2 separate regions of the Homo sapiens genome follow, and region 1 is linked to region 2. The links are chromatin contacts, found by Hi-C or POLR2A ChIA-PET in ENCODE. All regions are on one chromosome and are shown on one strand. Each heading gives the region's core, a stretch centred on a gene start or an enhancer-like site at or near the end of the contact. The rest is flanking DNA. Distances are from core to core; before and after follow the strand shown.

The links. A loop is a pair of places that touch in the nucleus more often than their neighbours do. ChIA-PET counts read pairs that join two places held with the same protein, here RNA polymerase II (POLR2A). Pooled maps may share reads with other maps.
Region 1: a loop to region 2 is called in a map of heart right ventricle, with 4 times the contacts of the local background. The contact joins the promoter of EHMT1 here to the enhancer-like site in region 2. A Hi-C loop is called at or near these places in 10 of 168 maps with a recorded cell type or tissue (CD4-positive, alpha-beta T cell, HepG2, K562 and 7 more), 3 of 37 single-sample maps with no recorded cell type and 11 of 50 pooled maps. POLR2A ChIA-PET finds 5 or more read pairs at or near these places in 16 of 52 experiments (A549, A673, AG04450 and 11 more).

Annotation. Positions count from the first base shown.
Region 1 is chr9:137,615,287-137,621,696 of GRCh38, reverse strand. It overlaps EHMT1 (euchromatic histone lysine methyltransferase 1), which reads right to left and starts at 2,692. Exons shown (of 27, transcript NM_024757.5): 1 at 2,648-2,692. The coding sequence starts at 2,668. It overlaps ARRDC1-AS1 (ARRDC1 antisense RNA 1), which reads left to right and starts at 2,802. Exons shown (of 3, transcript NR_122035.1): 1 at 2,802-3,166; 2 at 3,506-3,763; 3 at 5,498-6,365. It overlaps ARRDC1 (arrestin domain containing 1), which reads right to left. Exons shown (of 8, transcript NM_152285.4): 8 at 6,337-6,410. RefSeq lists enhancers at 1,566-2,284, 2,950-2,999 and a silencer at 2,610-2,909.
Region 2 is chr9:137,668,215-137,674,553 of GRCh38, reverse strand. The region is part of intron 1 of EHMT1 (euchromatic histone lysine methyltransferase 1); the gene reads right to left. Among named protein-coding and RNA genes, the nearest start is that of EHMT1, 52 kb to the right of the region's middle. RefSeq lists an enhancer at 1,008-1,117. Within about 2 kb of position 1,358, at least 6 of the 41 ENCODE cell types and tissues checked have a DNase peak (open chromatin) inside an H3K27ac peak, as active enhancers do; they include OCI-LY7 and heart right ventricle, where a contact is called at or near this core.

The sequences.
Region 1 (6,410 bases), core at 1,443-3,942, 54 kb after region 2:
TGCCCCATTTACTAACTAATCCACAAATGGGGAATGGAGGATATATTCAACTACCTCAGTAGTTTTTTTTCTTTTTTTTTTCCTGAGACAGTCTCTCACTCCGTTGCCCAGGCTGCAATTACAGGCACACACCACTATGCCCAGATAATTTTTGTATTTTCAGTAGAGACAGGGTTTCAACCATGTTGGCCAGACTGGTCTCGAACTCCTGACCTCAAGTGATCCGCCCACCTCGGCTTCCTAAACTGCTAGGATTACAGGCATGAGCCACCACGGCTGGCCAGTTCTTTTTGGTAGGAAAATGTATTGACTATCTTTGTAAATCAAGGAAAAGAAATGAAGTTAGATAAGTTTCCAGTGTCAGCTTTATTACTTTAATCATTTGGCAATTAATGAACCCTGACCCAGGAATCATTTCCCAGGTTTAGTGACAACAGTGATCACATGCCTACCTACTGTCCAGAAGGCCAGAGTTGCTGCGCTACACACAGGGGCTCCCTCACCTTCTCATACACCTTGATGATAAACCCTTAGAATTATCAATCTAAAAACAGAGCTTTTATTAACCTAAAATGACCATCACAGATATAACACATTTAGCAAGCATCAGCTCTATGGCCAAACCACCTGCAACTCCATCTTCTTGGCCACAAGCTCTTCAATCTTGGGCCTCACTGCGCCTGTCTTCTCATTTATAAACGGGGAGGTAACAGTACCTACCTCTTAAGGTTGCTGCTAGGCTCAAATTATTGAATTCATGCAAGGCACTGGCACTATGGCAGGGTTGGACACAAGTCAGGGCTCAGTCAACACAGGCTGTCATTCTCATCAGGTGTGTAAAGCCCTATTCAAGGCTGCCTATGGAACCAGAGACATCTGGAGCCATTTGCTCATCGGTCATGTATTAAACACCTACTACGTGCCCAACACTGTACTAGTGCTGGTCCTACAACCGACTGGCCAAGTTATCTAACCCTTCCTCCTCAGCTAAACAGGAAACAACAGGACGGGCACAATGGCTCATGTCTGTAATCCTAGCACTTAGGGAGGCGGAGGCAGGCAGATCGCTGGAGTCCAAAAGTTCAAGACCAGCCTGGGCAACATGGTGAAACCCCGGTCTCTACCAAAAAAATACAAAAAAATTGGCCAGGTGTGGCAGCACCCGAGGTGGGAGACTCCTTTGAGCCTGGGTGGTCGAAGCTGCAGTGAGCAGTGATCATGCCTCTGCATTCCAGCCTGAGTGACAAAGGGAGATCCTGTCTCAAAAAATAATAATAATAAATAATAATTTAAAAAAGGAAATAACAGCACCTGCTGCACAGGGTGAAGAAAACCGAGGGAGGCGCCTGATCTAAAGGTCTTGCACAGTGTGTGGGATCCAGTGGGTACTTCATAAATGATAGAATTCATCACTACACGTCTTCTCCCCTACAAGCCTAGAAGTGACTTGAAATTTTCTAATTTCGCTTTTTGTTCTCAGTGACTAATATTAATTCCTTGAATGCTGCAGATACTCAGCAAAAACTCCTTGCATTGAATTTAAGAATTCCCCTGCACCTTCCCAGTTTACTTATTTCAACACCCCCCAAAAATGCAGGAAAAAAATAAACAAAAAGGCCATACATTACCTGAGTTAAAATACAGTGTTAAGTCTATGCACCAGGATACTGTACGGCTTCTTACTACACCTTAACTTTCTAAGCTTTAGAAGTCTCAACTGTTACTAGACAGTTAATTTCAAAGAAATACTTCTACGCTGACAGTTTTCTCCAAACCGGTCCCTTATCTCAGCCCTAGGACCACACTATTTCTGCATCTCCACGGACACACCACCTCCTGCTTGCTTTTCCTTCAGAGGGACGCCAGTGGTCCACTCGCAAGACTTTAATCTCTACGCTGCTTCCTTTCCTAAGCAAGGAAACAAACTATCCTTGAGAATGAGCACGGGGAAGGCCGAGACCATTAACAAAAGAATGTGAACTTTTTACATCGAGAGCCCTTTAAAGCTGCTGGTTTGGAAATAAACTTGAGTCCGCAAGCTTCCCACCGAGCGTGCTTTCCTGCTTCTGACAGCCAGCAGGGCTGGAGCAGCATTGTCTGGGGAGAAACACGCCGGGACTGGCCAACTTTTCGTTAAAGATGGTGCCATCCTACTCAGAACAAAGTGAAAGGTCAACGAAGCGAAGGAAGAGCTCCGAGAGGAGGGACAGCCTCGCCTCGGCCGGCGCTCCAAAGTTGGCCGGCCCCGCTACTTTTCCTTTTGTCCTCCGCACCTCCCCGGCACCCTGGCCGAGGCCCTCCCCGCAGATCCGGCTTGCGGGCGGCGGCGGCGGCACGGGGTCCGTGGGGGGCGCGGGCACAGGTACGCGGTCGCCTCCCTCACCTGCGCCCCCGCCCGCTCCCCCAGCCGCCGCCCGGCCCGCGCCGCGCACAAAGCGCGCCCGGCGGGAGCGCGGGCCGGACGCCCGGCGGCCTCGGCCCGGCCTCGGCCTGAGGCGGCGGCAGCGGCGGCGGCGGCGGCGGGGGGACCCGGGGCCCCGCCCGCCCGCCGGCCGCCTGCCGCCGCCCCGCCCGGTTCTTCGCCCCCGCGCCGCCTCCGCCGCTGCCCGCCGCCCCCGCGCCGCCCCCCGCCGGCCCCGCTGCTCACCTCGGCATCGGCGGCGGCCATGGCCCGGGCCCGCAGCGTGGCCCCGCCCCTCCCGCGCGCCATCGCCCCGCCCGCGCCTCGCGGCCCAGAGTCGGGGCGGGGCCGATCGCCTACGTCTGCGCCTGCGCCTGCGCCCGCGCCTGCGCGTTGGAGCTCGACCGGTGCGGCGCCTGCGCACTGGAACCAGGCGTGCGGCGCCCCAGGCGCCGGGCCTGCGGCGGCCGGAACCGGAACGCGCGCCCGCGGGGTAGGAGACCTGGAGCTGGAGAACCCGCCCGCCAGAGTCGTAGTAGTGGATGGGGAGTAGCCGTCCCATTTTCAACACATGTCTCATTCTAAATTGACGTTTTGGTGGGCTGGCCGAAGAAGGAGAAAGACCCGCGGCTCCGACCTCTGACCTCTAACCCCGGACGCACTTTGATTTCGCCGGCTTGCGCGGAAGGCTGACTCCCTGGGCCGCGGCCTGGCGCGGGAGCCGCCTGTGGGGTGTCCCCGGCGCGGGAGGGTGCTCTGGTTCAGGCAGGTTCCCGTTGCGGCGGGGTTCCCTCGGTTGGGAGGAATGCCCCTGCCGAGGGTATGCTCCGGCTGGAGGGGGTGTCCCTAACGGCGGGAATACCTGGACTGGCTGGGGTGTCCCACTGGGGAGGGTTTCCCGGTGGGGAGGTGTCTGGCGGGGGAGCGGCTCCGGCTAAGCATGGGTGTTCTGCTAGGAGGATGTGTCTGGCTGGGGGCGGTGTCCCAATCGGGAGGGTTGCCCTGATGGGGGAGGTTCTACAGTTGTGGAGATGCCAACCTGGGGGGCGCTCCGGTTGGGGGGTGTGCCCTCTCTGGTTACCCCGCTCTCGCTGCCACTCATAGGCCCGCTGCCCAGGTATGCACAAGTCAAGGCCTTTTCTGCAGACCAAGTAGCCTTCCCTGGAGAGCGCCCCCAGCACCACGGAAACTACCTACATGCCCCGCGGTGGTCAGCCCGCCTTATCCCAGCCCCGAGACCCAAAACAAGAAGCATGGACTGAATTTGAGGTTTCTGGATGGTCGTGTGAACCGAGGGGACGGGTACTGGACTGACAAGAAATGAGCCTTGAAGGTCAATCTGGGTGACACCCGAGTCTCCTGGTGAGTCGGACTCCGGAGAATTATCTCAAGTCCAGCATAGACAGCGCACATAGACAGAAAAGGAAACGGACAATCCCAAGTGCCAAGGGAACCTTCCCAGGTTTCTTTAGGGCAGCTAAACTGCTCTGTCAAAGCCTAAGTCCATTTATGACAGGCCGAGCACCCTGAGCCCTCGCAGGAGACACGAGCGCCTTCATGGCCCTCCTGCCCCGCACCCACCTCTCCGCCACCCCTGCTGTCTGTCCCTTCCCTGAAACCTTTATTTCGAGTGTCTTTGTGGCTTCCCTCTTTACCATCCTTGAGTTGAAATATCACCTCTTAAGGGAAGCCTTCCCTCTCCTCCCTAGTTAAAATGATACTGCCCCCCCATACCTGTCTTCGTTGACTTACTTGGCTCCATCACAGTGTGTGTCATGTGACTCTCCCACATCCTGATTTGGAATATTGTCTCCCTACTAGAATGTAAGTCCATGGTGCCTAGAACAATACCTGGTGTACAGGAGACAAAATATTTGTTGACTGGGCCGGGTGCGGTGGCTCACGCCTGTAATCCCAGCACTTTGGGAGGCCGAGGTGGGCAGATCATGAGGTCAGGAGATGGAGACCAGCCTGGCTAACATGGTGAAACCCCATCTCTACTAAAAATACAAAAAATAGCCGGGAGTGGTGCTGGGCGCCTGTAGTCCCAGCTACTCGGGAGGCTGAGGCAGGAGAATGGCATGAACCCGGGAGGCAGAGCTTGCAATGAGCTGAGATTGTGCCACTGCACTCCAGCCTGGGCAACAGAGCAAGACTCTGTCTCAACAACAACAACAAAAAAATTGTTGACTGAATAAAGGGAGTTAGAATGTGAAGAAAAATCCTTCACCAAGCAAACATCCACCCTAAGTGAAGGTGTGGGAAGCAGCTGCAGGCAGCTTTTTCACTCCATTTTTCCATCAGCTGCTACCCTTGTGTGCCCCTCAGCACTTATGTCAAGATGCTGCTCTCAGCACGTGACATGCTAACACTGCAGACTTCAGGTCAGTCCTGAGAGGCAGGCACTGTTCTTACCCACATTTTATAAGTGACTGAACTGAAGCAAGGGAGTGGTGAGAGGCAGTGATGGGATTCAGCCCAGGAGGCCTTCCTTTCAACCATATACTGCACTGCTTCCAGGAGGCGCTTCACAGATGACCCCACCTGTGGTACACTTTCTGCTGTTCTCCAATATTCATGCTGCCTGTCCCACAATTAGTAAAATTTTAGCCAAGTACAGGACTGCCTGGCTAAAGACCACATTTCCAACAGGAAGGGGACAGGTCAGAGACAAAAAGTGACAATCCATTTCCCAGTCTGTCCCTCAAAAGTCCCACCATTAGGCTGGGCAGTGGTGAAAGCTGTCAACAGCCATCTGGGAGCCAGGGATGGGAACCACTATGTAGGAATGACAACTCTGCCACAAGGCCAGGATCTGCCCCCTCTGGACTGTTCAAGAAATAAACTGTCATGCTATGAGGGTGGGGGGCTGTACCCTACAGTCCCACGAGTTTTTTGTGGGGTTTTGTTTTTTTATTTTTTGAGGCAGTCTTGCTCTGTCACCCAGGCCGGAGTACAGTGGCACAATCTCAGATCACTGTAACCTCTGCCACCTGGGTTCAAGCGATTCTCCTGCCTCAGCCTCCTGAGTAATTGGGATTACAAGCATGTGCCATGATGCCCAGCTATTTTTTTTTTTTTTTTTTTTTTGTACAGATGGAGTTTCACTATGTTGCCCAGGCTGATCTGGAACTCCTGACCTCAAGCAATCCACCTGCCTCAGCCTCCCAAAGTACTGGGATTACAGGAGGGAGCCACCGTGCCCGGCCTGGTCCTGTGCATTTTATAGATAAGGTAACTGACAAACCTAGCCACAGTCACCCCTTCGCCCTAAAGGAGAACTGGAATTTGAACCCAGAGCCTTCTTCACCACCATCTCCGTTGTTTCTGGAAGCACCCTCCAGGCAGGCCAGCCAGCATCACGGGGCCTCCCCTGGGGCTGGAACGTCTGCAGGATGCCCCTTTGAGAAATGCTGTTCCACAGAACCCTGCCTTTCAGGCCTTGGAGACGTGGGCAGGGGAGAAGCAGCGTCCCTCAGAGCCAGGCCTGGCAGTGGTGCTAGCAGGGGCCAAGGCCCAGGGAGCAGGGTCTCCTGTCGGAGGGACCTGGGCAAGCCCCTCCACGCGCCAGCGGGTTTCTCAGCAGGGGAGGTCCACACCACACCGCTTGGGAACCTGGGTGCCTAAACGCAACAGGAGCCAAGGCACAAATTTAACCAAACACCAAGGTTGCGTGAGGCCCCATTTCATGAGCCGGGCTCCAAGGACGTGTCCTTAGGCGGCTCTGGAAGGCCCAGCGCCAGCCCCCGTCCTCTGTTAAAGGGAGCCAGCCCCGCGGCTCCGCCCAGGCATGGTAGCCTGAGCGCGCCCCCAGGGTAGTAGGGGGCACCTGAGGAGCAGGGTCTGCCCTGGCATGAGCAGAGCCCAGGATGGGGTCAGGGTCAGGCCCTGCCAGAGGCTGGAGGGTGCCCAAGGCGAGGCCGGTGAGGCCCAGCTCTACAAATAAAGTGTTTTATTTACAGGAGTTGTCTCTCCAGGTCCCAGCTCCCTGCCACCCCCACCCCAGCCC
Region 2 (6,339 bases), core at 109-2,608:
GCGGCGCCACAGCTACCTGGACTTGCTCTTCTAGACCAGACAGAACACAAAGAAAGAGCGCTGGAGCCGAGAGTCAGGGCATCTGGGGACACTGGCCAACAGTGAGATTCTCCGTCAGCCTGCAGAGTGTGGGAGAGCCAGAAAAGGGGACGGAATTCTGAGAGATTTTACTGTGGGTTTTAATTTATATCATGTTGGTGCTCTTTGATAGATGCCAGTGAAGAGCACAATCCTGTTTAATGTCTTTCGGCACCTGGAATTTGGTCTCAGAACAGGGCTCGATGGAGAGGTTGGCCTTCAGGAGGCCCTGGTGCAGGCGGGTCACACGTGCAGCCCCCCTCGCCCCACCACTGCCTCGTAAAGGGCAGCATGTGTTACGGTGCTGGTTTTCTAAGCTCACTGCGCTCCAGACCCTGTGAGGAATGCCTTGGTGTTTTAGAACGTCTCCCTGCCCACCCTGGATCGCCCCACTGCCTCTCTCCACTAACCGTATTTCAAACAGTGTGTGAAAAAAGCAGCTTTAGCTGGTCAGCACCTTGTCTGGGCCTCCTGGGCTCTATTCCAAGACAACAGATTGTCCTGCCCCCAATCAAGGCCTCAGCCCCCAGGCTCCAGAGAACAGTACAGCCCTAGGAGGGACCCACAGACTCTCAGGTCCTGCTAGTATTGGCTCCGGGAGGCTAAGTAATATGTTGACACATACAGATGCTGTTTTTTAATCTTACTATATTCATAGTAATTGTGTCATTTTCCATCTTTTCAATTCATACATACTCTCACACAATTACCACCATGAAATGACGGGCCTTAACATTTTTCTAATGTGAGAAACAAGTTTTGAAGACACTGATGAACACTGGCAGCCCCGGCCAGAGCCTCCCTGAGGGCAGGGCCAGTGCCAGGCAGGGCAGCAGCGCAGTTTCGCCAGGAGTTGTCTGGTGTAAAGCACAGGCTGGGAGTGCGGGTCTGAGGGAGGGACACAGACATGACCTCCACACACTCCCTGGCACATCCTCGAGGCCGGAGCTTCACACTGCCTTCAGCTCAGCCACCAGGGACACTGCAGCTGGACACAGCTGCCCTGCCTCCCAGGACACCCATCTCCTCTTCAGAACAACATGAGACATAAAAATAAGGCTGTACAGAACTTACACACCATGAAAAAATGAGAAGCCTATTTCTTTTTTCAGATCAGAAGAGCAACGTGAGCAACGGTCCTATCAGAAATACAACAAATATAAAAGCAGCAGTCGAGAATGGTGAGGGACCACAAACCCCTGGGGACTTGGTCCAGGCCAGCTCTGAGCACCACCAGGCACCCAGACTAGCACACAAGTAAGGGGTGCTCAATAAACACCTGCTGGGAGGTTCCTACACACTCTAGGATGTCACTCTAAGATGAGACAACCCTGATGCAAAAGGAAGGTAAGGTTCTTTGCTAAGCACTTCAAAGCAGAATCATCTTAAATTGGCAAAAAAGCAACCCATATAAAACTGGTTCTCAAGCTCCATCCAGCCCGGTGTCAGCCTTCGGACCTAGAACAAAAGCACCACCTTGTGGTTAGAAGTGTAAATGCAGGCTTAAACCTGCATGCAGAAAACCACAAGGTATAGTAGTAATATTAATAAATTCTCTGCAATCGGTAAAGTTCCTGGTAGAAGACCACATTCCTACTCATGTCAGAGATTGTTTTTTAAATGTTTCCACAACACTGCTCTGTAATACGATTGAGATAGCATGGGAAAACAAACACACACTCATGGCTGAATTTCATTCAAAATCTCCATGTTGATAAAAAGACATTAAACCTAAGGAGTTGACTATTTTGAAGGATATGACACAAAAATGTGAAACTTATCCCCAATCAGAATGTCAGCTCTACGAGAGGCAGAAACTGGTTGGTTGGTTGGTTAGTTCACTGCAGTACTGCGCCAGGCGCTTTGGTTTACGGTAAAACAACAATTCCCAAACTTTTCATTCTCAAGACCACGTCACACTCTAAACACACTGAGTACCCCAAAGGGATTTTGTCCACGAGTTGCCAGAATGGCACCAAGTTAGTGTTACCATGTCAAAACCTCCTGTACAAATAAAATAAACCTACTACGTGCTAACATAAAATTTACTTTATGAAAATGCCACCGAGTTAGTGTTACTATGTCAAAACCTCCTGTACAAATAACAATAAACCTACTACATGTTAACATAAAATACTTTATGAAAATGGCATCAAGTTAGTTTTACCATTTGTCAAAACCTCCTGTACAAATAACAATAAACCTACTACGCGTTAACATAAAACACTTTATGAAAATGAAGTATTCTTTTAAAAAAAGAAACAAAAGTGATACGGTTTTACATTTGTGCACCTATCTTTTCCAGTCAGCAGAGCCAGATGCTCACACCGCCTGCTGCACGCCCTCTATGGCACTATCACACATCTCGTGCCTGACACTCAGCACAGAATGAGAGCGAAAGGTAAATAATGCTTCACATCTGTATGTAGCCGGAGCCCTGGAAGAATCCTGGGGTCTCTGCACTGTCATGTCTGCTGGACAGGAAGTGCTGGGGGAGCTTCACTGAGTGCAGGGAGAAGGGGCGCAGCACGAACACAAGGACTAAGGGGCCACGGCCTCTCCACAGCCACATGTCGGGGCAAGGCCTGGACCACAGCACTGCAGGGTTGGGGTCCTTATTTCATCAGGATTCCAAGTATAGGATTCAGGCCCAGGCACAGTGGCTGATGCCTGTGATCCCAGCACTTTGGAAGGCCAAGGCTGGTGGAAAGCTTGAGCTCAGGGATTCAAGCTCAGCCTGGGCAACACGGCAAAACCCCATCTCTACAAAACATACCCAAAAAATTAGCTGGGCATGGTGGCACACGCCTGTAGTCCAAGCTACCTGAGAGGCTGTGGTGGGAGAATAGCTTGAGCCCGAGAGGCAGAGGTTGCAATGAGCCAAGGTCACACAACTGCACCCCAGCCTGGAAGACAGAGCGAAACTCTGTCTCGAAAAAAAAAAAAAAAAAAAAAGAAAGAAAAGGATCCAACTCTTCGGGTCTTTGGGTCGCTTTGTTTTGACAGGGCATTATCTAACTTCAGGGTCATCTTCCCTTCAGGTTTTTACTATATGTTTTCTTAAGTGATAAGCGTTAATCATATGAATTGTTACATATAAATGAGGGTTTCCATTAATTTTTTCTTACTGTAAAGCTAATACATGCTCTCTGTAAAAAAACTTTATTATATTCCAAAACATACAAAATCACTGGCAATCCCACAATTCAGAAATAACCAAGTTAACTTTTTGTATATTTCCTTCTGCTTTTTTCTTACACTGAATGAAAAAAAATTAAGAATTTCCGCTCACTTATTAGCTATAAAAGGGTTAACAGAATAATTATACGGGAAAACAGTTAACTATAGGCAAGACACCCTCACTAATCTGTAAGTCAAGCACACGGTGGCCCTGGAAGGGTTCAGAGTTCTGACACAGCTCACGGCCCGGGACAGCCCTCTGTTACATTCAACCACGTGCACAGCGGCTTACCCTGGAACAAGAGTCACACAACAGTGGACGATGACAAAGCCAAGCCAAGACCCACAGGCCAGAGGGTGTGGCCACAGGAGGTAGGGCAGCAAGAAAGAGAAAAGGTAGCCTGCACTCCGAGAAAGCCCTCCCAGAAGGAAGACGGCGGCAAAGGCGAGCGGACAGAGAATGGAAAGGCAGCTCTGGCTTCTCCTTCCCCTGGACACAGCCCCCAGGAGAGCGCTAAGCCCCGCTAGACCCCAGGGAGGCTACACGAGGAAGACGCGCAGACAGGCCCGTAGGAACTGGAGCCAGGAGGGGCAGGGCCTCAGTGAGGACTAACTGGTTCCCTGGGCTGATATGCTGCAGACCTGCCCCCAGAAGGACAGGTGGCCAGGGAAACCAGTCAGAAGAGAGAGGCGCAGATGGGAGACTGAGGAAGTCAGAAGGCAGAAGCACCTGCAAGAAGGGCAAAGAGGAGGGAGGCAGATGGGAAGCCATGAAGGGAGCAGGAAACGGAGCTCGCACGTGGGCACAGGACACCAGAGTCCAGAGGCTGAGCTGCACCCAGCACCGGGGGGAGGGGGCAGGATAGCAAGGCCCAAGGACTAAGTGAGGACACTACCGGGTCAGGGCAGGAGAGGGGACTAGCCAAGGGAGGAAGGCTACCGACAGAAACCTTAACCAGGATGGTTTTGTTGCCCTGGGGGTGGAGGTGCAAGGTCTGACTAAGGATCTAAGGGAGAATGAGGGAGGATGCACACACCATGAAAAAAACACAAATCTTTGGAGGAGTTTGGCGCAAAGAAGGGCAAAGAACTGACGTGAAGCTGGTGGGAAGCAGGATCAAGAAAAGCTTTTTTCAGCCCAGGCGCGGTGGCTCACGCCTGTAATCCCAGCACTTTGGGAGGCTGAGGCAGGCGGATCACTTGAGGCCAAGAGTTAGACACCAGCCTGGCCAACAAGGTGAAACCTCATCTCTACTAAAAATACAAAAACATTAGCTGGGCGTGATGGCACACACCTGTAAACCCAGCTGAGGCTGTGTGGGGAGGCTGAGGCAGAACAATTGCTTGAACCCGGGCGGCAGAGGTTGCAGAGAGCCGAGATTACGCCATTGCACTCCACCCTGGGCGACAGAGCAAGACTCCGTCTCCAAAAAAATCTTTTTGGCCCAGGCATCATGGCTCACACCTGTAATATCAGCGCTTTGAGAGGCCCAGATGGGAGGATCACTTAAGGCCAAGAGTTCAAGAACAGCCTGGACAACATAAGGAGATTAATTTTTTTTTAAAAAAAGAGAAAAAACAAAAGCAAAGCTTTTTTTTACATAGGGACACAAGTCTGTGTACTAAAGGCAATGAATGCTCCGAAGAGAGCAAAAAGTGAAGGTGGGGGAGGGGCCAGGGAAGAGCTGCTGGAGCGGCTGCGCCCTGGGTAGACAGTGGGTGGAGTCGGTGAGTGCACGTGCTGTGCGGGGCGTCTTGGGAGGAGTCGAGTGCACGTGCTGTGCGGGGCGTCTTGGGAGGAGTCCAGTGCACGTGCTGTGGGGGGCGTCTTGGGTGGAGGTGAGTGCACGTGCTGTGGGCGGCGTCTTGGGTGCAGTCGTGGAGTGCACGTGCTGTGGGGGGCGTCTTGGGTGGAGTCCAGTGCACGTGCTGTGGGAGCGTCTTGGGTGGTGTGGGGTCCACGTGCTGTGGGGGCGTCTTTCCAGGGGTCCTCAGTCTGCTCTTTAAGCAGGAGACCAGCACCCAGCAAGCAGTAAGCACTGGGCGAGAAGGGTGCAGGGTGCGAGAGGGAAGACGAGACATGAAGGATACATCAAGAACCTACTTCTAGGCCGGGAACAGTGGCTCACGCCTGTAATCTCAGCACTTTGAGAGGCCTAGGCAGGCGGATCACCTGAGATCAGGAGTTCAAGACGATCTTGCCCAACATGGTGAAACCCCGTCTGTACTAAAAATAGAAAAATTAGCGGGGGTCAGTGGCGCACGCACGTGGTCCCAGCTAATCTGGAGGCTGAGGCACAAGAATGGCGAGAACCTGGGAGGCGGAGCTTGCAGTGAGCTGAGATTGCGCCACTGCACTCCAGCCTGGGGGACAGAGCGAGACTCCGTCTCCAAAAAAAGAAAACAACTTGGCATTTACTCCAGTACTTAAAACAGACAGTCACCATATGAACCAGTTATCCCATTCCCGGGATAGCCGAAGAAATGAAAACCCAGGTCCACACAAAAACTCGTACATGAATGTTCATGGCAGCACTGTCCATTAACAGCAAAAAAAAAAAAGAAAACACTAAGTTAAGTGAAAGAAGTCAGGCACGAAAGACAACAGAGAACAGGCAAATCGACAGGGAAGGAAAGCAGATGAGTGGTTGCCAGGGACTGGGTTGGGGGAGTGGGGGACACGGGAAGGAACTGCTAATGGTATAAGGTTTCTTTTCAGGATGATACAAATGTTCTGGATTTCTGGTGCTCTGTCCACAAATATACTCAAGTTTCAGTACTAGTAGTTCTGGTATATAGTAAGTCATTAATATGTGATGGTTGGTGAATAGATGGATGTGGACAGGTGAATGGATGAGTAGGTGGGTAAATAAATGGATGGGTGGGTGGTGAGGTGGATAGTAGACAGTAGATGGATGGATGGATGAGTGGGTGGGTGTATGTGCCAGGTGGTGGGTGGGTGAGTGGTGGGTGGGTGAATAGAAGGGAGAGGAAGGAGAATGGAGGAAGAGGAAGAAAACAGGAGGAGAAGGAAGCAAGGATTTTTCTTCTAGCAGGATCCTGCAAGTCCCAGGTCAGTTA